2 separate regions of the Homo sapiens genome follow, and region 2 is linked to region 1. The links are chromatin loops, found by intact Hi-C in ENCODE. Cell type or tissue: Calu3. All regions are shown on one strand. Links, peaks and the distances in the headings refer to the core of each region. The heading gives the core; the rest is flanking DNA.

Region 1 (12,336 bases), core at 2,387-10,386:
GTCTAGCGTTAACGGTCTTTATTATGTTCAGAACTTCCTGGAAAAATGACGACAGCCATAGAAAGAAATAAAGGTGACTAGATTATTGCAGATAAATTATTTTTAAAGTTTGGAATAAAATACATTTTATAGTAAAAGCAAACAATGTCTATTGTAATGTGCACACATATGCTAGATAAATCAAGATATTTGCACCAAGGTCAAGGAGTCATACTGTATTTTTACATTTAAATTGGATCCTTTAGGAGAACAGAAGTTTATTTCTCTCTCTTTTAAGAAAACACAACTGTGTGAAAAACTATTATTGAAACACATTGGTATTCAGAAACAAGTATCACTTTTTGAAAAAACAGAAGTTTATGAAACACCAAAACATTTAATAATATTATTACAATAAGTGTAAAAATTTAATTCATCATACTGGACAGCTTTGCAGCAGCATACTTTAAAGACTTACAACATTGATTAACATCTGTGTAATTTTTTTTAAAGGCAGAAACTTCAAAAATCTCACAAAGTTACACTTTTGTCTGTAGGTGTGTTTTCTGGAGTAGATGATGGTGGATTGGGCATATATTTTAAAGAAAAGCCTAAATATTTCTTTGTGTGTCCAAATATTTTTATTTTGATGAAAACCTCTTGAGCTGCTTTGATGCAAAATATATTTCAGTATCTGTTATGTCTGCAGAGCTGTGGGAAGGCTGAAGATGAAGGCAGGGAGGGAAAACAGCAGCAGAGCACACAAAAACACGAGGCCACCTGGCATCTTGCCATGCTACATGACATTCAATTATTTTAGTACTTTTTCATGAAAGTTTCTCTCCACCAGCTCCTCCCCTCTTCAGACCATTGCTCTTCTACATTTGGCATAGTTCGCCTGATTCAGCACACATTTTTTTCCTTGCTCTACTTACAATAAGCCTCAAACTCTCACTGCAAAAAGGAAGTGCTAAGACTAAAATCCTAGCAATCCTATCTTGACATTCCCACTATTAGTATGTAAGTGTGACATTTCTCTCAATAAGTCGAAATCAGAAGAAACTAGAGTGGTCTATACATTTATTCTACCACTGCTTTAATGCTGCATATGTAAATATTTTTTTCATTTCCCAAAACATATTTTCAAAGGGATGACTGGCTTTAAAAGCAGCTTTTAGTCTGTGAGGTTTTTTTTTTCTTTTTTAGTAAAATGAGTCAAGATGCCTTAACCTGCGAATCCTTTATCTGAATTTTACTTTCTAATAAAGCACTACTTTGGGGGTGGGGGAGGGTCAAATACTCATTTCAATGGACTTTCTAATAATTTTAACTTCTTTGATTATTTTAATTCTAGGCTCTAAATGGGAACTAAAAAAAAAATACTTTAAAAATATCCCAAATCACTGTTTGGGAGAGCTGCCACCTAACAACAACAACAAACTGGTCGCAGGAATAATATTAGATGTCACTTCAAATGGTAGCATCAGTCATCTTTATCTTCACAAAATAGCTTCCCCCTCTCTGTTAGGATCCCATGGTGCCAGAGGAATGATCAAGTTTGCTCCAACACATCTCAATTACTAGAGGAGAAAGTTTTTCAGAGAGGCTGAGACTTGAATCTGTAATAGCCTTGTTAACCCTCATTATTCCTCCTGATCCCCGCCCTACACCTCACCCACAGGCACTGCTCCTCATCCCCATCAAGAAGATGTGAAGAAGCATCAATACGCAGTGAAGATCCAAAAGTGCTGAAATCCTAGGATGTCCTAAATTCTGTTAGGTTTTAAAAGAAATCAATGACTCCCCACCTCTGTTGCTCTCCTACCTCCTCTCTCACCCCACCACTTCCTGCAAGTGTTAGTGCCCATCGAGAAAGTTCAGATCTGAAGGAAGTAAATCAGAAAAGGATGCACAGCAGCTTATTCTAGTTAGATATCTTGACTGACATAAAAGAAGGAAAGCTGAATCCTGGGTTTATATCCTGAATATGGAAAAAGATGAACAATACTCTCAAAGGCAAAATAAGTGGGTAAAGAAGAAAACTGATGCCTGGGGTTGATGGGCTGAGGCCCCAGGAGATAAAACCCCAACTAGAACCTGACCTAATAAACTGGATCATATATATATACATATATATATACATATATATATGTATATATATATGTATATGTATGTGTGTGTATATATATATATGTATATGGCGAGCTGATTACCCCTCAGAACACACTTGCCCCTGAGGCCTGGGCCAAGCTGACTTGCTGGAATTGAGGAGGACTTTTAAAAGCTGTGGTGGTAGGAGCCAAGCTGGATCTGGACGGCTGAAAGCATTTATCAAAGTACTGTGGCCAATTTCCAAGAAGGCTATCCTAAAAGCATTGGTGGAAAAAGCCCAGGTAGATCTCAGGGAAAGTGAGACCATCTCCAATGTAATTTCTTCTCCCTTCTTGTGACTTTTAGAAATTATTGAATTATTATTGTTTTGATTAGTATTATTTTCAATGTATTATTAATGCCCCTATCTCTAGAGCTGTGTCATAACCATAAACTCCATCTCAACCTCTCAAAATTCATGTAATGCAGCTGTTGGCAACCAAATACCCAGCTTCTTGCCAAAAACTGCAGATTAAACATTCGTTATGGGAGTTTGCCATTAGCTGTTTCCTCTGTTATGGGCACATGTGGTTACATGTCACAAAACACACGGGATTCTGTGTAGTATATTTGAGTTTCCAGGGAGCTCCAGGGATATTATGTTGGTTTGGTGACACCTTACACCCCACCCCTTCAACCATTACCATCAAAAGTGAGTTTTGGTAATGGGGCAGAAACGGGTTTACTAGACAGCTCTTGTCCTTGGCTACGCTGTACTTTTCTCTATGAGTTGGACCTTTATTGGCATACAAGTATCCTAGAACTTGTATCACATGTCTTTCATTTAAAAGACACGTAATGTTTTTCCGGAAATTTAGGGCTTTTAAGACATATATTTATAAACAAGCTGACAGAGCTCTACAAGATAACTTGGTTGATAACTAGTTTGTATATTTCCTCAAGTCAGCAATAGGTGTTGTTGTTGCTGCTGTGAATTTTTGTAAAACATATTAAACGACCATTTTCTTATCTTTCCCGTGTTTAGTAGAGAAAGTCAGACTTTCAGGATACCTGAAAATAAGAAGGTACCGAAGGGGATAGGAAAGAATCGAAAATGGCTAACCCAACAGGAGTGAGTGAATAACGCAACACTCAACGTTTCCACAAGGCTGCCCGGGGGCCCGCTGGAAAGTGTCCAAAGAACGCAGAGCTGAGGCTACTGCTCACGCAAGGTCGGGATGCTACAGGACACTTTAAGAAGAGCGTTTCAATGGCTTCTTCCGACACCTCACTCTCTCCCCCTGGGCCTGACCTCAGAATGCCAGGTTGTCTGGTTTGGAGTTCCTGCGGCCCGACGCAGCCTGGCTTCCTGCTGAAGCTCAGTCCCTAGTGCTTTTCTTTGACCTTGCTCCCCTGAAATTTAACAATCTGCAGTTGGTTCTTGCAGCACTGCTCTGGAGAGAGTAATAATAATACAGCAGAAGCTAGTTAGTCCCAGGAATAGTGTCCACTTGCCTGAATCTGAGTGCGCGCTCAAGGCCACACTGAGCGCTGCGCCATGTGAACTAAGCTTGTGCGCCTCCTTGGGAGAACAGTCTGGGTTGGACTTTGGCCGGGCGAGCAAGGCTGCTGCTGCCAGCTGATCTGCTCGGGATCCGCCGGTCGGATCTGGGTGCTTAAGGCCGACCCTGCCTTTCGCGCAACGCTAAGGAGCAGCTCCGGGGTGCACAGCCCTCCCTGATTGTTACTCTCTGGCTGAGGCCTGGTCAGGTCTCGAAGAAGGTCTCACCAAAGAGGCGTGGGTCAGCTAAGACCCCCGCAGAAGGTGGAAACTCTCAAACCCATCAGCATGCCCACCACAGCTGGGCTTGGCCTCACCATCCTCAGAGTCCGGGCTGCTCGGCCTGCCCGAGGCCTCACCATAATTGCCAGACTTGTCTGGGGAAACGCGACGGCCGCTGTGAGTGCCAGTGTTGACAAAGGCTGTGTCAGGACGTCTAAGCAGAGGCCTACCTGGACCAAAACCTGTCTGGCTTATTTTCACCAAATTTGCTAGCTTAGGGTGCCTGACGCAAATGCGATTTTGTGCCCAGGGCACCGAACGCATTTCCCCCAAGCGCCGCGGGCTCCTAGGAAGCCAAGAGTCGTGCCAAAAGTCACACAGAAGGGCTTTCAACCTAGCAGTGCTGTCCTGCCTGCCCTACCATCCCCTCTGGTGGAAATGGAGGCCTTGGACCTGTCCGCGCCCAGGACGCCGCGCCGCGAGTGCCCGCAGCTCCGCGCGCTCACCACTCACTCCCAGAGCGCTTTTCGGAGTAACTCCACAGCAACTCTTTAAAATTAAAAGTAATTTCTGTAAAAATATGCAGACATTCCTCTTCTTCATAAACCCCTATTTGTAACAATCCTCACTTTGGCATTAGAGTAAAAGCCTTTCAAAGGCACTGATCCTAACGGGTTTTCTTAAAATAATTTGGGTCTAATGATAAAATCGTGGACCAAAGGGAAGGGTGGCGAAGAGGGTGTAGGGAATTGGTTGGCATTAGTATAATGGCTTCATTGCCTCTTGCTCGGCTTCTCTCTCCCACCCATCGCCACCGCGTCCACACTCCGCCGCATTCCAGAGAAAAAGAAAAGGCCACGGCCTCGTAAAGCTCCCAGCTGGCCCGGACCCCGAGCTCCTCCCGGTTAGAAGCCGAAGCGGCCCCTCTACTACGGCGGCTGCGATTAACAGTTGCCAATGCATCTGGTTCCTTGGGCTTCGGATTAATGTGAATCTTCCACGTAAACGATTTACGGATGAAATAAAAGCCTTTTAGAGCAATATTTCCTTTCAAGTTCTTAAGACGCCTCTAAATCTTTCTGGTAGTGAGTGGCCGGCATGGGGGCGGGGTGGGGACGGGTGGCTCAGGAAGGCGCAGGCAGTAGGGAGTGGAGGTTTAACTGCTTTGCGATCTCACCAAGATCTTCCGAAATGCCAGTCCACTGTCACGGCGGCAATGAATCTGGGTGTCAGGGGCTCGTCTCTCCTGGCATTTGTCTGAAATGGAGCTGTCTGTCTGTCTATCCTAGGCCTGGACGCCCTCTGCCCGGGTAAGTGGGGAAAATGGGGGTGGGGTAGGGGCGGAGGGGGACCTGGGGTGGAGTTAGTCGCCCGCCTATTTTCATATTCATTAGAACTGGGAGGCTGCCCGAGGAGGCCAGCTGAGTTTCAAGATATAAAAGCAACTTCGGGTGCTCCTTTTCCAGCCGGGACGTATTAAAGGGACCGGAGCGGGGCAGTTCCCGACGCCGCAGCGCTCGCTTTCCCTTCCCTCCTCTCTGGCCCTCCCTCCTCCCACCCACTGGCTCCCTCCCCCAGCGCTCTCCAGTTTCTGTGCCCCAGGAGCTACGCGACAGTCTTCCAGGATTATGGAGTTTCTGAGCGAGAAGTTTGCCCTCAAGAGCCCTCCGAGTAAAAACAGTGACTTTTACATGGGCGCAGGAGGTCCTCTGGAGCACGTTATGGAGACGCTGGACAATGAGTCCTTTTACAGCAAAGCGTCTGCAGGCAAATGCGTGCAGGCCTTCGGACCCCTGCCCCGCGCCGAGCATCACGTGCGCTTGGAGAGGACCTCGCCCTGTCAGGACAGCAGCGGTGAGTCGCTAGCGCCCCAGCCGGAGCCGCCGCAGCCCTTCCGCAATCGAAAATGCAGGATCGGTCTGATCAGGCAGGGAGGGAGAAAGGAGAAAAGTGGGAGCGAGGGACCTGGAAGGTGGAGGAAGGTAGTGGAAGGTGCTCGCTTTATGAAGCGGTGTTACTGCTGCTGCAGCCTTTGGGGGCGGAGGGCGGAGGGAGGGAGAGATCCAGCACCGGGTTGCCTCTGAGCGATTCTCCTTTCGCTGTAGGGTCTGGTCGCCTACGGATCCCTGAGTCCTTCTGTAATATTGGTTCCTGGAGTAAACTGATAGGGCGCTAAATAGAGCGTAATTGAGTCAAGACAGAACGCTTCCTCTGCGAGCCCGCCTTGCAGTCCGGGCGGTAGGAACTGAAATCGATCACAGCTCGTTAGAGTACGTCACTGTCGTCACGAGTAGGGAAAAAAAAACCGGAAAACAAAAACAAAAAACAAAAAACCCTTTGAGCTCCTTTAGGTAAAGATAAATCTTTTTAATTTTCCAAGACGTGGCGATATATTTTCAAAGTTTGAGGATCCCTAGATTTCTAGCGTGTGTGAATTTGTAATTTCTGCTTTTTTTTGCGTTTGCAATACAACACGCGTTGAATGTTTGTTAAACACTAAAGCACACTAAATAGCTTCGGGCAAACCATCCCCGGCCTAATCACTCATTCCCAGATTCTACGTTTTGTATTTTTATGACTTCACATTAAAAGTCACCTAAGGAGTCTTTGGAATGCTTCTGGGTGAAATCTTCAACTTTGAATGCCCAAGTATCTCCAAGTCAAAATGTTATCAAAACAAACCATCTATCTTTTCTATCTTGTAACCTAATACTAACCTATTATTTCAGATCGCGACAGCTAAAGCACGTTTACAATTCCAAGAGAACTTCTCCTTATCATTGTATATATTCCACAGTTAAGCTATAAGGGGCGGGTTGCTTTAAAATAACAAACGAATTAAGTGTGAAATATTTACAACAAGCCCCCTGCCCCCTATTTTATAGAAATTCAAAATCTGACAAAACACTGGCCTGTAGAAGCTCATTTTCTAAATATTTTGAACACAAGTTTTTTTCTTTTATTAATCTCATATTTAACTAATTTTATTTAACGTTGCAAGTAACTTTTGACTAAGGGTAAATCAAAAATAAAGGTGCAAATGATAGAGAAAATAATCAGCTAAGTCGTTTCAGTCATTTATTTAGAAAGATTCGAGCGTATACTTTTTGTTATTCTTACACTGAGTTGTTGGTTTTCTGGCTGCGTTTCAGACCTGGTATCTGTATTTGTGGAATTCTTAGGTGCATGCCTAACGTTATTTGAATTGACAGGTCTTTCTTTAATGATTCTGCAATGTCTTGTATTGACTCTGGATGGACTTGATCATAATATTTTATTTTGAATAGTCGAGAATCCAAAATAAGAGACATAATTGATGCGTTATCAACTTTTAAACAAATATCACACTATTAAGATGAATTATAACAAAGAAGTGTTAAGGAAGATGAACATAGGCAGTCATCCGCTTAATTTAGGAGAGATCCTGTCTTTCTCTTGAGATGCCCTTAGCCTCTCTGATGCTTCCCCTCCCCCATCCCTAATTGCTGCAGTTCCCCCTTTAATTTTGCCCAAGGAGATAGAACCGTTTGTTAATCAGTCATGGCTCTTCTTTATATTTGGTTTAACATCACATCTTCGTTTGCATGAAAACCGTTAATTTAAAAAATTTGTTATATATATATATAGACAAATTATAGTTGTATATATTTATGGGGTACAAAGTAATGTTAAGTTTTTTTAATGCAATGTGGAATGATTAAATTACGTTAATTGGCCATCACCTCAAATATTTGACATTTTTTATTATGAGAACATTTTTGAGAGTTACTCCGTTAGTGACATTGAAATGCACAGTACTCAATTATTAGCTATTGAAGTTATATGCGCATTAAACTTGAATATATTTGTATAATGATGAAAAGAGTTGTAAAAATACATTATGGGGGTAATTTTAAAAAAAGAAACAAATGAAAAAAGTATGATCATCTATTGGAAATTATTATTCTGGCTGGTTTGACTTTACTTTTTAAAAAGTGCTTCCCATTTCACTATGTGCATCCATTGCATTTGTGGGTGTTTGGCATTATATGATATATCTTTGTTTTATATCACACTGCAAGCATGCAATCAAATCTGAAGAAAATTACTGAAATTAAACATCCCTTAACAGAATGCCAGATGTCATGCTCTGTAATGTTTTAATAGCTGTTTTAATTTCTGTGTTTCAGCAGAGAAAATAGAAAAGTTTTCAATCCCAAAACTTATCTAACTAGCTAAGCAGAAATATGAAATGTTTTAAAAAGAACTGCGTAAGTTTTTAGGTAAAAAAAAAAAATGCTGCTTAAATCTAATTTCCGATAGAAAGCGTATTCAAAATTTGGCATGAAATTTATTTTGTCAATTTAGTAGATTATTTTTGAAGAAAAAGTGTAAATGCAGACATGGATATAAAGTTGAAATATTCAAAATTTAGTGGAAATAATGTCACATCTGAAATCTATCATCAGTACGTTTTACGTGGAGGAGGATAATAACTTTCAGATATTAGTACAGAGGTATTATTTAAGATTAAAATATATTTTCTGAGCCACATTAGTAGCTTGGTTTTATCTGCTGTGAATAAAACACATGACATTAAATTTGCTTCAGTTTTCAAAAATCATGGACACTTAAAGTTTCTTTCATGAAACACCCAGATCATCTTTTAATTCGAGTACATGAATTTAAGTAAAAAACATGTGCATAAACTTATAAATCCTGTAAAATAGAACTGCGGATTTTGGCAGATCATAGCAGTTGCATGAACACATTTTAAAATGGTATTTAAACCTGTCCTACAATGAATTAAGTATAGAAATGTGGTAATTGAATTAATACTAGCACAATAAATTATTAATAGGCCAATTTCTTGATACTCTCAATTACTTCTACTTATTGATTTAATTGAGATGAGTTTCACAATCCTGAGAACTGTTGTTTTTCCTCCTCTGGGTACAGTGAACTATGGGATCACTAAAGTAGAAGGACAGCCCCTTCACACCGAACTGAATAGAGCTATGGACAACTGTAACAGTCTCCGAATGTCTCCCGTGAAAGGGATGCAAGAGAAGGGAGAGCTGGATGAACTTGGGGATAAATGTGATAGCAATGTATCCAGCAGTAAGAAACGGAGGCACCGAACCACCTTCACCAGTTTGCAGCTAGAGGAGCTGGAGAAAGTCTTTCAGAAAACTCATTACCCGGATGTGTATGTCAGAGAACAGCTTGCTCTGAGGACAGAGCTCACTGAGGCCAGGGTCCAGGTAGGAGCCAAAAAGAGGCCTTGATGGATGGGATAGGAAAATAAATGGTGTTAGAATAATTGAATAAGTGCATTTTGCCACAAAGAAACAAACTGATTCCCTAGCTGAAGATGAGAAACGGAGTAATATATATGAATATATGTCTACTAAAATTATTTTTTAATTGCAAAAATTTTGACAACTCACGCAATATGTAAAACAAAAGAACACAAGTTATTACAGAGACATAAAAATTAACAATCATTCAAACATAACAATATGATAATATATCTCTGATTTTCAAAAGCAGTTTTTAAAGGATGAAAAGCAGAATCATGACTATTTAGTAATTGGTATATTTATTTGTTTTTTTTTTTTCGGTTTTATTAGCCACTAAGGTTCTTTTTTAGATTATATATCAGGTATTTGTAAATTATTTGTATAATAGCCCATACATCTAGAAATTTCTAGATTTGGAGGCATAATAAAAAAAAAAACAATCCCACAAATTCCCAATTGTTATGTATACCATGGAATGTTTTCACTATGGATAATTAAAAACAAGATCAAATAGTGCTCATTTACAATTTTATAGTCCTAGTAGTTGTCAACATGTAAATATTCCATTATAATGGTTAAAGTCTAGATAAATCATATGAATTTTGCATAGGCAATAAAAATAATGGCTTTAAAGTAAATTTTTGTGTATACTCAATTATGTTTATAAGATATATTCTAGTTATTAAATTGGATGATCCAATATGCTTAATTTTTAAAAATAATTTGAGAAAGAAAAATCATACCAGGTAAAATTTTACCTCTTAGGAGTACTTTATTTTGACTACATTTGATATTCTTAAACTATATTTTACTAGTTTCCAAGTAGTAAGAGTTTAAAATGCAACAATAATTCAGGATAATGGCCTTGGTCTTTGTGTGTGTTCTGACTCCTCTACAAAAGTATTGATTTTTGCAATTCCCATAAACTGCTAAAATGGGGGAATGAATAAAATAGTGAAAATTTTTGTTCTAAATCGAGTAACGGTATTTCTTCTTAAAATTGTAAGGCTCTTACATCATTAGAGACAACATCTGGTGGCACACGGATAACAAGCAGCAGATTTTTACTTGAGTTTGTGGAAGCAAATGGTTACTTTATCTTGGTTCAGGAAGTAAATATGTAGAAAGTTCATGCTAACAAAGAATTTTAGAATTGTCGAGTATTAACACCCGCTGTGTAAGTTTGAGATTTTTGTCTTTGTCTATATTTAAATTAGTTATACTTGTAACCATAAACAAATATGTTTGCACACAGAGTGACCAACTGTACATAATGCATCTTTTCCCCTTAACATTCACCAAGTCTTGATTAATTTTTGTCTGAGAACATGCACAGAGAGCCAACTTGAACTTAATTTACTCAGGTCGTTCTCTTTCCTGCTTTGCACATAAGAGTGGTAACTATTACTCATTTTAAGGAAATTGTCAAGTTCTTTTTGTCAATGGAAAAAAAAATAAAACCCAAAAACGTATTACTAAATTCCCTTAGTGTGTTCCTGGGGCTCATCTGCGGAGACAGCAAGAAAATTTGATTTGTTTTTTGTTGTTGTTGATGTCTTGAGCCTTGGCATAATGGATAATATGCATTTATCAGCAGTGTACTAAAACTATAATGAACATGTAGCTCTCTGGCTCATTTCAATTGCTGAAAACTCTGCAAAGTGCCATCTTAAATTTGTAATGTGTACTAAAAAATTAAACTGAGTATTAATATGTTGCCATAATGGTGAAGGTAAAGATATACAAGATTAGAATTGAGTATGAAAAAGAGTGAAAATTTCAAGTAAACTTCAACAAAAGGCTTTTACAACTTGCATTTTTTATATTTGATTTCTAGCCTTTTTCCTAAATATTTTATATTCTGAACATAATTGTGTGAAGAAGACTAGATTCCCAAAAGCTACTCCTATAATGTTCATTTAAAAACATCCAAGTATATATATTGAATATAATCTTCTGCATCTCCCTTTAATATTAAAGTGAAGATATTGGAATATTACAGGTATGAATTAATGAATATCCAACCTGCTGAGGAAGATGGTTCTTATAATAAATACTTCTAATAGGTAATTAGAGAAATTGTGGAAGATAGCTTAGTGACCTTAGCTGCCACAGTAACTGATAGACTTTCTTGACACTTGGTTCTATCTGCCCTATTTCTTATATTATTTCCATTACCTGTGCTTTAAATTAGAGAAATTACGTAAAGATATCCGAGCATTTTCATAAGGGAAAATAAGTTGCATAATGTATGTAATAAGCACATTCACGTATTTTAAAACCATAGTTCAACTTTAGATGATTCCTTTTTACCTATAATTCTTGTCATGCTTATTATAATATGTAATCTCATTTTTTCCTATTTCTAGATAATCATGATGTTCCTGCTGCTGCCATATATTTAGGTGTAATCTTTATGTTTAAAATTTTAAAAGATTATGTAGGTATGAGCACAACTGAGAAGAGCTTTCACTTTTGTGATATATTTTAAAGATAAGTTTTAATAGACTCAGATATTAATTTGCTTATAGATTGACTGAGTTTACGTTACGGCATATACATCTTCCAGACTTGCAGCATTCTCTTAAAGGAGACTTATCCATGACAATGTGGAGATATATGGAGTATTCAGGATCATATAATCTAATTGCTTTTTGTTTTCCATAAATGAGAAAACAGAGGCTCAGACGTATCAGATGTATTTCCCGAAAGTCTCCTGCCTCTTTCTATTAAATTATTTTGTCTCATGGGAAAATCACTTACCACATCAAGATACAAGAAAAAGTAAAATCTGTGGATCCTTTTCTAACATAAATACATTTCTTTTTACGTAATTTTTTTAACCTGGTTTACCTTTCTTGTTTGATGTCTTTTAACATCACATTTGCTTTATCAAATATTCCTTAGCTAAAATTCTAATTTTTATTAAATAATTAGGTTTGGTTTCAAAATCGAAGGGCCAAATGGAGAAAAAGGGAACGTTATGGCCAAATACAACAAGCGAAAAGCCATTTTGCTGCCACCTATGATATATCAGTTTTGCCAAGGACTGACAGCTACCCACAGGTATGCTAAACTACACAGAATACTGATCAAGAAAAGGATATTTGGTTTGTATATTCTTAAAATGGTTAGCATAGGCTTTATTATATGTAAGATAATAGCCAAGAATGAAAATCTAAGCTTCAGAAAACATTCTTC
Region 2 (12,336 bases), core at 2,682-10,681, 210 kb before region 1:
TATGTGCCACATTTTCTTAATCCAGTCTATCGTTGTTGTACATTTAGGTTGGTTCCAAGTCTTTGCTATTGTGAATAGTGCCGCAATAAACATACATGTGCATGTGTCTTTATAACAGCATGATTTATAATCCTTTGGGTATATTCCTAGTAATGGGATGGCTGGGTCAAACGGTATTTCTAGTTCTAGATCCCTGAGGAATCGCCACGCTGACTTCCACAATGGTTGAACTAGTTTACAGTCCCACCAACAGTGTAAAAGTGTTCCTATTTCTCCACATCCTCTCCAGCACTTGTTGTTTCCTGACTTTTTAATGATTGCCATTCTAACTGGTGTGAGATGGTATCTCATTGTGATTTTGATTTGCATTTCTCTGATGGCCAGTGATGATGAACATTTTTTCATGTGTTTTTTGGCTGCATAAATGTCTTCTTTTGACAAGTGTCTTCATATCCTTCGCCTACTTTTTGATGGGGTTGTTTGTTTTTTTCTTGTGAGTTTGTTGGAGTTCATTGTAGATTCTGGATATTAGCCCTTTGTCAGATGAGTAGGTTGCAAACATTTTCTCCCATTCTGTAGGTTGCCTGTTCACTCTGATGGTAGTTTCTTTTGCTGTGCAGAAGCTCTTTAGTTTAATTAGATCCCATTTGTCAATTTTGGCTTTTGTTGCCATTGCTTTTGGTGTTTTAGACATGAAGTCCTTGCCCATGCCTATGTCCTGAATGGTATTGCCTAGGTTTTCTTCAAGATGGATTAAAGACTTAAATGTTAGACCTAAAACCATAAGCTCTGTATTTTCTATAAATTGAAGTTAGTTAAAAACGGTTTGATTAAGTTAAAAAGTAAGCTGCTTTGGCGGGAATTCTTCATAGGTGGTGTTCTGTGCTTTATATTTGATTGCATCCGCAGTCATACAGTATTTGACGATTTACTTTTAGTGATGCTACACTTGAGTGTTTGGTGTAGCTGATGATAGCCTAAACGCTCCATTATAAAGCTCGCCATCAACCTTTCATCTAATGTTCATCCGTTAATTAATATGACCTGGATCAATTAATGCAGCAGAGGATGTGATTTGTGAATTTTCTATTTGATCATTTCTTCCACAGCCTTTAAGCTGGAATTCTTTAATCAATTAGAACTATTTTGTTATCCTGAAATGGTTTGTAGCAGAATGACAGGGCTAAATGCTTACTATTGTATGGAGAAATTCTTAAAGTCTTAGTGACTCTAGTTACTTTCAGTGGTGCCAACTTGTTTTTTGTTTGTTTGTTTAGTTTGTTTTACTACTTGTTCTACCTTTCTCTCTCTCTCTCAATATTCTTATGAAAATATACATTTTTACAGCTCAGAATATTTCAGTCAGTTGCTCTGTTATTCGTTTTGATACTCTAATTGTTTTGTATTGTGAACTTGAATTGAGGATAGCAAATATGCTTTAGACTTATAGCTGTATTCATTTTTTCTTCCACTATATTCCTTGGTTTATGGCAACATTAATATAACCACGTGCCATATCTTATCCATAAAATAGCTTCAAAACAACAATGCCACTATTACTATTTATAATATAGCTTACTAATTTTAAGATTTATTTACATTTTTTGTCCTTGCACTATCCCAAACAGATATGATTAAAATAGTATGTTATAAAATCATTTGAAATAGTTTATCTTTGGGATTAGATTATAAATTGATAATTTAGTTTGCTAAATTAATTTGATAAATTAATTCACTTTTCCCATTTGATTGTGTTTAACTTTTATATGTAACACAGATTCATGATTCCAAGATGAAAACTACATTAAAAAAGCATACTCAAGATATTGTGCATTAGTCCATCCTTTTCACTCTTCTCTCGCATTTACTCTTATATGTGGAATTTTTGTATAATATGTACATATATAATACGTAAAACATATATATGTGTGCATCTATATATATGCACGTATCTAAGGAAATACATGTTATGTATGCTAATCCTCTCACAAAATGTAGCATATTTTAAGTACTGTTCTTTGTCTTGCTTTTTTTACTTAACAACATATTATGGAACTTATAATTATTTTTCCATAGCTACTTAATATTCTATTGTGTGAAATGAGCAGAGTTTTCCTATTTTTGCCTTGCTGATGGATATTGAATGGTTTCCAATCTTCCATATTACCATAATGAATATGACACCTATTTAATTTCATATTTGATCAGATATATCTTCAGGTTAATTTCCTGCAATTTGTATCAATGGGTCAAAAGATACCTATAATTAGGAAGATAGTGTCAGACTCCCTTTATATATATTGTGCCTATTCTCATGCTGCTGATAAAGACATAGCCGAGAATGGGTGATTTATAAAGGAAAGAGGTTTAATAGACTCACAGTTCCACACGGCTGGGGCCTCAAAATCATGGAGGAAGACAATGCAAGAGCAAAGGGATGTCTTACATGGTGGCAGGCCAAAGGGCTTGTGCAGGGGAACTCCCATTTTTAAAACCATCAGATCTTGTGAGACTTATTCACTACCACAAAAACAGTATGGAGGAAACTTCTCCCATGATTCAGTTATCTCCACCTGGCCTGCCCTTGACGTGTGGGGATTATTACAATTCAAGGTGAGATATGGGTGGGGACACAACCAAACCATATCATTGCCATTTAGTACTTTTACCACAAATGCATGGTAATACTAGTTTCTTGGCTTTTTCTTTTCTGTTTATTATGCTGTTCTTTTCTATTTTGAGTTAAATATTTCATACAATTATTTTTAAATTTTTTCAATCGTATTGACATACTTAAATCTATAGATTTTCCTCTGAGCAATGCTTATTCTGTAACTTGTGACATGTAGATATTTTCATCATTTTCATAATTTTAGGGTTTTTAAAAATGTTTTACCTTAGATTTAAAATTTCCATATAGAAAGGTCATTTTTTTTGGTGATTCTTTTCAGTTTTATTGCTTTATAGCCAGAGAATAATTTTTATGCTATTTCTGTTTTTGGAACTTATTTTGGCTGTCTTGCTAATCTAATATGTGGTCAATTTTCATGAATGTTTTAGGTGTACTTGAAAAGGAGGCAGGGTTTTTTATTATTGGGATAAAGAGTTTATTTTGCATGTGTAAGATCTACCTTACTGATAATTTTTTTAAAGGTGATCTGTTTGCTTGATTTACTTTGGACTGAGGAAGTTGCCTGTGAATTTGCTTGTTATTGATTTGTCGTTAATCAGCCTTTTTTTTTTTGGTAAATCCTTTGGTTTCTGTTTTGTGAATGTTACTGCCGTGCAATTTTATAAATGTCTTATCTTTTTCGTAAATTTTAGCTTTGACTATTATGTTTTTTTCATTCTCTCTTTAATGCCTTTGAAACTAAATTCTACCTTGTCCGATATGGTTTATTTTTATTTTTGTTTGCCTACCTGGCCATCTTTTTTATTTTTAACCTTTTGAATCAAGTTTAGACATTTATTTTTATACAGTATAGATTTAGGTTTTATTTTTTGCTCCAGGTTTAAATTTTTTTCTCATATAAGCTATAACCACTTGCATTTATTAATTCGTCTTATATATTTGGTCTTAATTCTGTCATCCTACTCAGGATATTCCTTCTTTCTGGAAGAAAAACTTGTTGACAATGCAGGGTTCTGCCATCACTTGGGCACCTCCACTTCTTACTTATCCCTGGCACAAGTCTGGATTCCAACTGGATTATGTTGGTCCTGGATACCTATTACCTCACTTACAAAAAATTCAGATTGTAATTTCCTTATCTCCCACTTATACTGGAATTGTAAGTTGTGTTTATTTTTTATTTTGTTACTCTTTATGGATTTCTAGAGGAGGTATGGGGAGGGTTGGATCTAGGCAGTCACCATCATCTCCTTTATTTTTTTAAATATAGGTAAAATATAGCTGTTTTCACAAAATAAGCTTTATTTTGCAAACATTTCAAGGCATACTTTTGAAAATATAACATATAACATGCTTTAATGTGTTTATTTGCCTGCGTTCTTGTGCTGCCTGCTTTGGATTACTATGACTTCTTCCATATGGAAATGCTGATAGTTTTGACACAAATATTTTTACTTTAAAATTTTAGTTTAAAATAATTTTGTTGTTGTTGGAGTGAAGGCAAGTGCATTGATAATGTATGTTACTATATTGGCACACACTGAAGCAAACTTTAAAAAGAAAAGAAAGGCTGTTTGTAAAAAAAGAAATGCTTGAATTCCCGTTTACTTCATTTTCATTGCCAGCAGTGCTGTACGAATTTTTTTGGTAAGTAGTGGATTTCCTGGCATAGGATATCAGCAAGATTTATGTGAAAACTGCCATAGTATTAATTGATAAACCTGAGATATCTCTGTGCATGCAGTACAGAGCAAACAAGGTAAAAGACTTCTTTGGTGTCTGTTGGGTACAATGAAAACACTGTATTTATTGAGTGTGAGAATAGTATACATGAGAAAGTAGATTTTCTGAAGAGCAGTTGGAGTCTGTTTTTCATCTTCAGGAAATGCTTAGAGATTCTGGTTGAGCTAAGTGAAAAGCATAGATTTTGTCTTTCAGTGATATATTGATGCTAAGAACTCTTATGAAGGGAGACAAAGATAGATTTGTGTTTGTAAGTTAGTGAGTTACTATTCCATGCTATAATATTTCTTAAGGAGGTGAAATAAAATTGGAAGCAATACCACAATATTTCACATTGGTAGTTTCAAGTTTAATTTGTTTCTAATTCTTACTGTGCTATAGTTATCACAGTAGTTAATATGTAATGTTAACTGTATTCTTTTTATTAGAAAATATTAATGTACATATTTATTTGGTTGATACTATTTGCATTTAAGTGAATGAGAATAGTGAATGTATCAATCTTTTTAAGGCAATTTATTTGAAATTAGTTATGAATGTTTTCCATTCTAATTAAACTATGCAATTGTAAAAACAAAAATATAACGTGAAATATTCATACCAGTTTTATTTTATTTTTTAATTTTTATTTTTGTGGGTACATGGTAGGTGTATATATTTATGGGATAATGTGATGTTTTGACATAGGCATGCAATGTGAAATAATCATATCATGGAAAATGGGGTATCTATCCCCTCAAAGATTTATCCTTTGTTTCTACAAACAAATTACAATCTTTTAGTTATATTAAAATGTAAAATTAAGTTATTATTAACTATCATGCTGTTGTGCTATCAGATAGTAGGTCTTATTCATTCATTCTGTTTTTTTTATATATATATACATTAAGCAAGCATCCCCAACTCCTCCCAGCCCCTTACTAACTTTCCCAGCTTCTGGTAACATCCTTCTACTCTCTATTTTATGACCAATTTTAAATAAGAAAATCTTTCATGTTGTCCTTTGTTTGAAATTTCCCATAAGTAAATTTAAGGCAAAATTGGTAAAACTGTGTTTTCTATATGAGATGTGGCAAAAAATATATTGAATGAATGTTGCCACATGATTGTTAAAGTTTATAAAATGGTTCATGGAAAACCTTTAGTCCTTTGAGTCAGTATTTTTCAGTTAGTTTTTAAAGTAAGAATAGCCAAAGCAAATGAAAAATGGGATTTATAACTTAAAATCTAGTTGTCTTTATTTCTCTTATTTTATGTTGAATTTCATTGACTTTCTAGCAGAAAATTTTGAAACTAAATTAATTTTGAATAAATCCATATTTGAAAAAAGTTATTTTTTACATTTTATTTACATAAAAATACAATTAAGTGTTATACAGTAATAGATAGCTTTCTTACCAATAGGTATTTAAGTGCTTTATACAAATTAACTCATTTGCTTTTCACATCACTGGCATGAGTTAGGTACTATTAAATATTTTCGGCTGGGCACAGTGGCTCACGCTTATAATCCTAGCACTTTGGGAGGCTGAAGAGGGAGGATCACTTAAGGCCAGGAGTTCAAGACCAAACTGGGCAACATAGTGGGGCCCTGCCTCTACAATTTTTTTTTATTAGCTAGGTGTATTAGGCCATTTATGCCTTCCTATAAAGAAATACCCAAGACTAGGTAAAAGAAAAGAGGTTTAATTGGCTCATGGTTCTGCAGGCTTTACAGGAAGCATGGTACTGACATCTGCTTGGCTTCTAGAGAGGCCTCAGGAAACTTACAATCATGGCAGGAGGCGAAGCTGGCGCAGGCAAGTTGCAAGCAAAAGCAGGAGCAAGGGAGACAGAATGTGGTGGTGGTGGGGATATTGCCATACACTTTTAAATAACCAGATCTTGTGAGAACTCTATCTCCAAGACAGCACCAAGCCCTGATGGATCCCCCCTACCCCAATCATGATCCAAACACCTCCCAGCAGGCCCCACCTCCAGCATTGAGGATTAGAATTCCACATGAGATCTGGACAGGGACAAATATCCAAACTGTATCACTGAGTATGGTGGCATGCTCCTGCATTCCCAGCTACTCGGGAGGCTGAGTTGAGAGGAACTCATGAGACTGCAGTGAACTGTGATCATGCCACTGCACTCCAGGCTGGGTGATAAAGAGAAACCTTGTCTCAAAAACAAAAAAAAAAATTCTGACCCCACCAGATAAGAAAACTGAGACACAAAGAAGTAAAGTAGATTATCTAAAATTACACAGCTAGTAAATGATAGAGACAGGATTTGAAACTCAGCAGTCTATCTCTAGTGCCTAATTTTTAAATTACCTTATTCTTCTATTCTTCTACTTTTTAAATAAATATACATTTCATAATTAAGATTACTACTATTTTTATACTACATTAAAACTCTTTATGCTGAACAAATGTAATGATTTTGACATTTTTTCAAAATAAATTTATTGAGTACCTATATGTATAAGCGCTTTTTCAGCACTGAAATATTTCTGGGGATGTAGCAATAAACAAAATAAATGATTATCTTGACTTTTTCCACACAAAACAAACGACTCTCTTGACTTTAATATCATAGTGATATACATTTTCTCTATATATATGGAATTGGAATAAGTTATTTCTTTTATTAAATATTGAATAAAAATAAAAATAAATATAATGTTAACATGTAAGAGTAAATGATCATTTTTATATTCTTGTTCATGATGTATCTGTTTCTGTTTAGGAAAACTTTAATCTGAAAAAATATTTCTTTAATTTAAGCAATATATTTGCCAATTTATAAATTTCACATCATATATTCCTAAAAATTATCATGTAAATAGTAGAGATACTAAGAGTTTTTTTCCTTCTTTATTTTCTAGATAATACTGCTTTCTGGAAAATTGCCCACTAGTATTGTAAATATGAAAGATATGGAAATAATTTAACATTTTCACATAGGCTTGATTGCTGTGTCGTGGCTCATAGTGCTTGGAATAATTCTTGCTTTCAAATATTGTCTTTGAATCATTGGGAGGAAAAATAAAGTAAGAACTCTAGACATTTTGCTTATAAGAATCTTTTTCACTATTACCTATTCAGTGATTTTTTTTTTTTTTGGAGTCCACTAGATGGTGCTAGCTTACTTGTTAGTTTTGAAGGGCAACACAATGCTTAGTGTAAAGCTGAAAGGGATCTTAGGTATCTCGCCAGTCTAGGCTGCTTAGTTTACAGATGAAAAAACACCCACATAGTTTTCATCTAACTCATGGCAGAGGTAGGGCTGGGATCCAAGTTTCCTGATTCCTGTTTCAGTATTACTCTTTCTATACAACATGTATAATCCTGAAGTACTTTTGCACTAAAATTAAAAAGTCTCAAGTGCAACTTTGTATATTTGTATGTGTGAATGAAAAACCATCAGACATGGCAATCAGTGAACAGCTGAAGGAGGTTGATCTTCAGTGAAAAACCTCCAGCCTAATTTAACATTTTTAATTTTGCTGTTCCTTACAGAATTTTCTCCCCTGTGGCAGGAATGTTTTATTAGACCATTGGCTCATTTCTGTGGGAAGAATTATTTGAAATAGATATTTGTAGAAAGTATGGCCAAAAGTTAATTTTGCCATGGGCATGAGCCCTTTGAAGAGTAAACACACTTGACTTAAGTTTTATTTTGTGAGATCTAGGAAACTTTAAAAGAGCTGTTAAAAGAATATATTTAACCAGTAAGCTAAACAATATTTAAGCAAGTCTTTATTTGTATTATATTTAAGTCCTTTGAAAAGGCTCTTTAATATTTTTGTGGCTATTGTTTGTTTTATTTTGAATAGGGCAGGGGAAGAAATATTGGATATTTTATCTGGGAAAGAATAATTTTCTTAGAGGTGTTAAGGAATTAATGGTATCCTAAGATAGGACTTGCTATAAGTTTATTTTACTCAGTTGTCAGCCTTTATTTGACATTAAAGAATTTGTAAAATTAGGACAGGCATGGTGGCTTACACCTGTAATCACAGCACATGGTGGCTTACACCTGTATTCACAGCACTTTGGGAGGCCAAGCTGGGCAGATGGCTTGAGCTCACGAGTTGGAGACCAGCCTGGGCAACATAGTGAGACCTCATTTCTACTAAAAATAAAAAAATAAAATAAACAAAAAATAAGCCAGGTGGGCTGGTGCATGCTTGTAGCTCCAGCTACTTGGGAGGCTGAGATGGGAGAATCACTTGAGCTTGGGGGATCAAGGCTGTAGTAAGCCGAGATCACACCAATGCACTCCAACCTGGGCACCAGAACGAGACCCTGTCTCAAAAAAAAAAAAAATTGATTAAAGACAAAGGGTAGCAACTTACTCTAACTTCATTTACATCTAGAACCCGCCCACCCCTTCCATCCAAGTGCATTTATGGAATCGATTACTGTTTAATCAGTTGTGAATAGAGTTTTTGGAATGTATATTAATATTGTTTCTCCTTTAATGTTTGACTCAAAATTCAGCCCTCTCTGAAGCCTTATTTGGTCACCACAAATTTATAGTTTTAAACTCCTTGTTTTATTAAGAATAATTATTGGGAAATAATAATAGCTATCATTTTTAGTAGCTATCTTGTGAAAATCCTGTATAATATTATTTTTAATCCTCATAATGAGGTGAAGTTACCCTCACTCTATAAATAAAAAAGCTAAAGCTCAGAGAAGTTAAGTCACTTGTCTACCTTCAAATAGCTAGTTTGGGAGTAGGCTTGTTTTTTACAACTCAGGACAGCCTACTTCAGAACCTATATATTTTTGTTATGCCACCTGCCTGTTGATTAAGTGTGGTACTGATAATATTAGCAATGACTTCATGATTATTGTAGTTCAATCTTTTTATTCTTATATATTTTTTTACTTTAAATGTTTTTGAGGGCATGCTATTTGGTGCCTGCAAATTTATAACTGTTACATGTTTCTGTTAAATTGACCAGTTTCATCATTTTAAAACGTCTCTTTTCATAGGTAGTAAAGCTTTCTGCTTTAGTCTTCTGTGTCTTATATAATTAAACGAGCTTTATTTTAGATGCAGGACTGTTTTACATTCTCAGAAATTATTGAGGACCTCTCTCAAATAACTTATTTGTATGGGTTATGTCTAGCAATATTGCCAAGTAGTCGAAAAAAAATTTTTTTACGTTTTATTAATTCATTTAGAATTTCAAATAATAAAACTTTTGGATTCACAAAAATTTTATAAATGTTAATTCTGTTTTCTAAACAAAGAGTTATACTGGGAAGAAGGGTGTTGTTACACATTTTTGTAAATCTCTTTAATGTCTGACTTAACACAAGACATCTGGGTTCTCATATTTGCCTCTGCAGTCAATTTGCTATAATATCACAAGTCATGTAGCCTCTGGAAAACTCCACTATACTCTCTTGACCAAATGAGAGTGAAAAACCAAATAGCATTTTGGAATTATTATGAAAGCAGTACTGACTTTACAGAATCTTTAAAAGCATCTCTGGGAGGTCTCTGGACCACACTTTGAGAACCACTAGTTTAGTGTTCACATGATGTATCTTTATCTTTTTTTTTTTTTTTTTTTTTTTGAGATGGAGTCTCACTCTGTCTCGGCTTACTGCAAGCTCCGCCTCCCGGGTTCAAGCAATTCTGTTGCCTCAGCCTCTTGGGTAGATGGGATATTACAGGCGCTCACCACCATGCCCGGCTAATTTTTTGTATTTTTAGTAGAGACGGGGTTTCACCATGTTGGCCAGACTGGTCTCGAACTCCTGACCTTGGGGTCCGCCTGCCTCCACCTCCCAAAGTGCTGGGATTACAGGTGTAAGAGCTGCCACCATGCCCAGCCTCTATCTTTTTACTTAAAATATGTCTACAAATTTTGTTTCCAGTTTGTCTCTTTTTTGTAACACGAAAATTTGTTGATTTTGTTATTGCTTTATCTGGACTGGCTTACAAACTCTAGCTTTGATTTGTAGCCATTAGTCCTTAGCAATTAATTAGTTATATCATTAATTTCATATAATCATTGATGTATTTGAGATTAAACCATCTTACTATTTTTTATTCTGTTCATTCTGCCTGCTTTTTTCTTTTTGCCCTTATTTGGTTTGACTGAGGTTTTAAATTATTTCATTTTTTCCTCTTATATTTACCAGCTACATATTATTTTTCTATTCTTTTAGGTTACTATAGAAAAGATGACTATACCAATGGTAGTATTATTATGTAATAATATAGTATAAACTTTCCATTGCTCTTTATTTTGTCTTTCATCTACAATGTTCCTTCTGCCCAAAGAATATCTATTAGTATTTCCTTTATTGTAGGTCTGCTGGTGATGAATTCTTCAGATATTATATGCTTAAGTATGTTTTTAATACACACGCGCACACACGTACCCACAAATACATATACGTACGTGTGTGTGTCTATTTGAGGTATAGACTTACCATTTGTATTGCAATTTTTGCATTGTAAATATATTTTATTGTATTCTAGCTTTCCTGGCTTAAGTTGATCCTTGAAATATAATTTTCTTTTTCCATTTTTGAGATTTTTTTCTTTGTCCATTTTGGTTACCTTAATATTCACTCTGTCTGAATTCATTGTGCCTCCTAAATCTGTGGCTCAGTGTCTGTATTCAATGTTGAAAAATTCCAAATACACATGTTTTTATGATTTAATATATGTTAACAGATATAATTATTATATGTAACAATATATATTTAATGTAATATAGAGGGCATAATATATTTAATGTCTTTTATATGAGATGTATGTCCTATACTTTTCTTATATATGTATATTTTTTATAATTATACTCAAAATTATTGTATATTTCATTTGTCTCCATGTATTTCTCTGGATATTTTCTTTTAACTCAATTTACAGTTTCCTAGTCCTTCAAGCACATCTAATATAATGTTCAATCTATCCATGAAAGTGTTGTTTGCAGTTGTTGTAGTTTTTGGTTTTAGAATTTTTACTTGTTTTTTTTTTTACTTGACATTCAATTTGCATTTTTATAGTATCTAGTATTCAGGTATTTAATTTTAACTTTTATTTAACGTGTTCAGCAAAGTTTTTTTATATTCTGTGTCTGGTAACTTCATTATCTGGATTTCCAGTGGGTAGTTTCTATTACTTGTTGTTTTTCTTTATTTTTGGTCACTTAGTGTTATTTTCTTGCTTATTTTTTATTATTTGGCAGACAGAGAATACTATGAAAAAATAAAATTGTGGAACCAATTAGAGGCTAGTATATTATTATTTTCCTCTAGAGGTCCTTAGTTTTTACTTAGGGCAATCTCTGTGTAGTTGAATCTATACATTGGTATTGAGATTATTTGAAGTTTAGCTTCAGGCCCTCAGAACCCTTTCTGTATTTGAATGATTCTTACTCTTAAGGGATAGTGCATGCTGATCCCAACCAAAAGTAAGGTAGGGGTTTCTTAGGTCTACTCTGATGAAGAGGGCCCTAGAAGCCAAATTGTGACCTCCTAGGTTTGTAAGCTTTCTTTCTGAGGATTACTAGATATCCTGAAAGATGTGATCTTCTCACTTTTGAATCTTAACCGTATGATTCGGTAGTACCATTTTAATCCTTTAATGTCTTGAGCAGATATGTTTATATAATTTTCAGTTTTTCTACTTCTCAACAGATGAACTGTCCTTCATTACCTAGTCCATTATTACTATAATCAGAAAGCTTGTGCAACATATTCTATTTCTCCTTCCTCTCCTCTGTTGTCTTCTTTTGGATTGGCTTTTTTTTTTGTCATTTCTTGTTTTATTCATGAATTCCTTTAGTAGCTATATACTTTATTAATTTAATGGTTACTGCAGAAATTAAAAGTACACACTTAATTTATCTCAAATTAATATCTTTACCTCCTGTTTCCTGACTTAAAGGTGTGTGTGTTGCAGGATTTTAAATGTATTTTTATTTAACTCCGCAAGGA

What was found. A loop is a pair of places that touch in the nucleus more often than their neighbours do. Peaks named below come from ENCODE experiments on the same cell type or tissue, not always from the same donor. Only the 100,000 strongest peaks of a DNase experiment are listed, where the experiment ranks them.
Region 2: a loop joins it to region 1, with 3 times the contacts of the local background. A loop is called at or near these places in 2 of 110 quality-filtered maps.

What each region holds. Positions count from the first base shown.
Region 1 is chr12:85,274,781-85,287,116 of GRCh38, forward strand. ALX1 (ALX homeobox 1) reads left to right here and starts at 5,440. Exons shown (of 4, transcript NM_006982.3): 1 at 5,440-5,707; 2 at 8,792-9,096; 3 at 12,073-12,201. The coding sequence starts at 5,482. RefSeq lists a silencer at 5,531-5,825. In Calu3, for the core only: no CTCF peak of the experiment used is centred there; a DNase peak (open chromatin) is centred at 5,751.
Region 2 is chr12:85,069,308-85,081,643 of GRCh38, forward strand. LRRIQ1 (leucine rich repeats and IQ motif containing 1) reads left to right here. Exons shown (of 27, transcript NM_001079910.2): 11 at 3,600-3,791. Among named protein-coding and RNA genes, the nearest start is that of LRRIQ1, 39 kb to the left of the region's middle. In Calu3, for the core only: CTCF peaks have their summits at 7,516 (motif pointing right) and 7,725; a DNase peak (open chromatin) is centred at 7,624.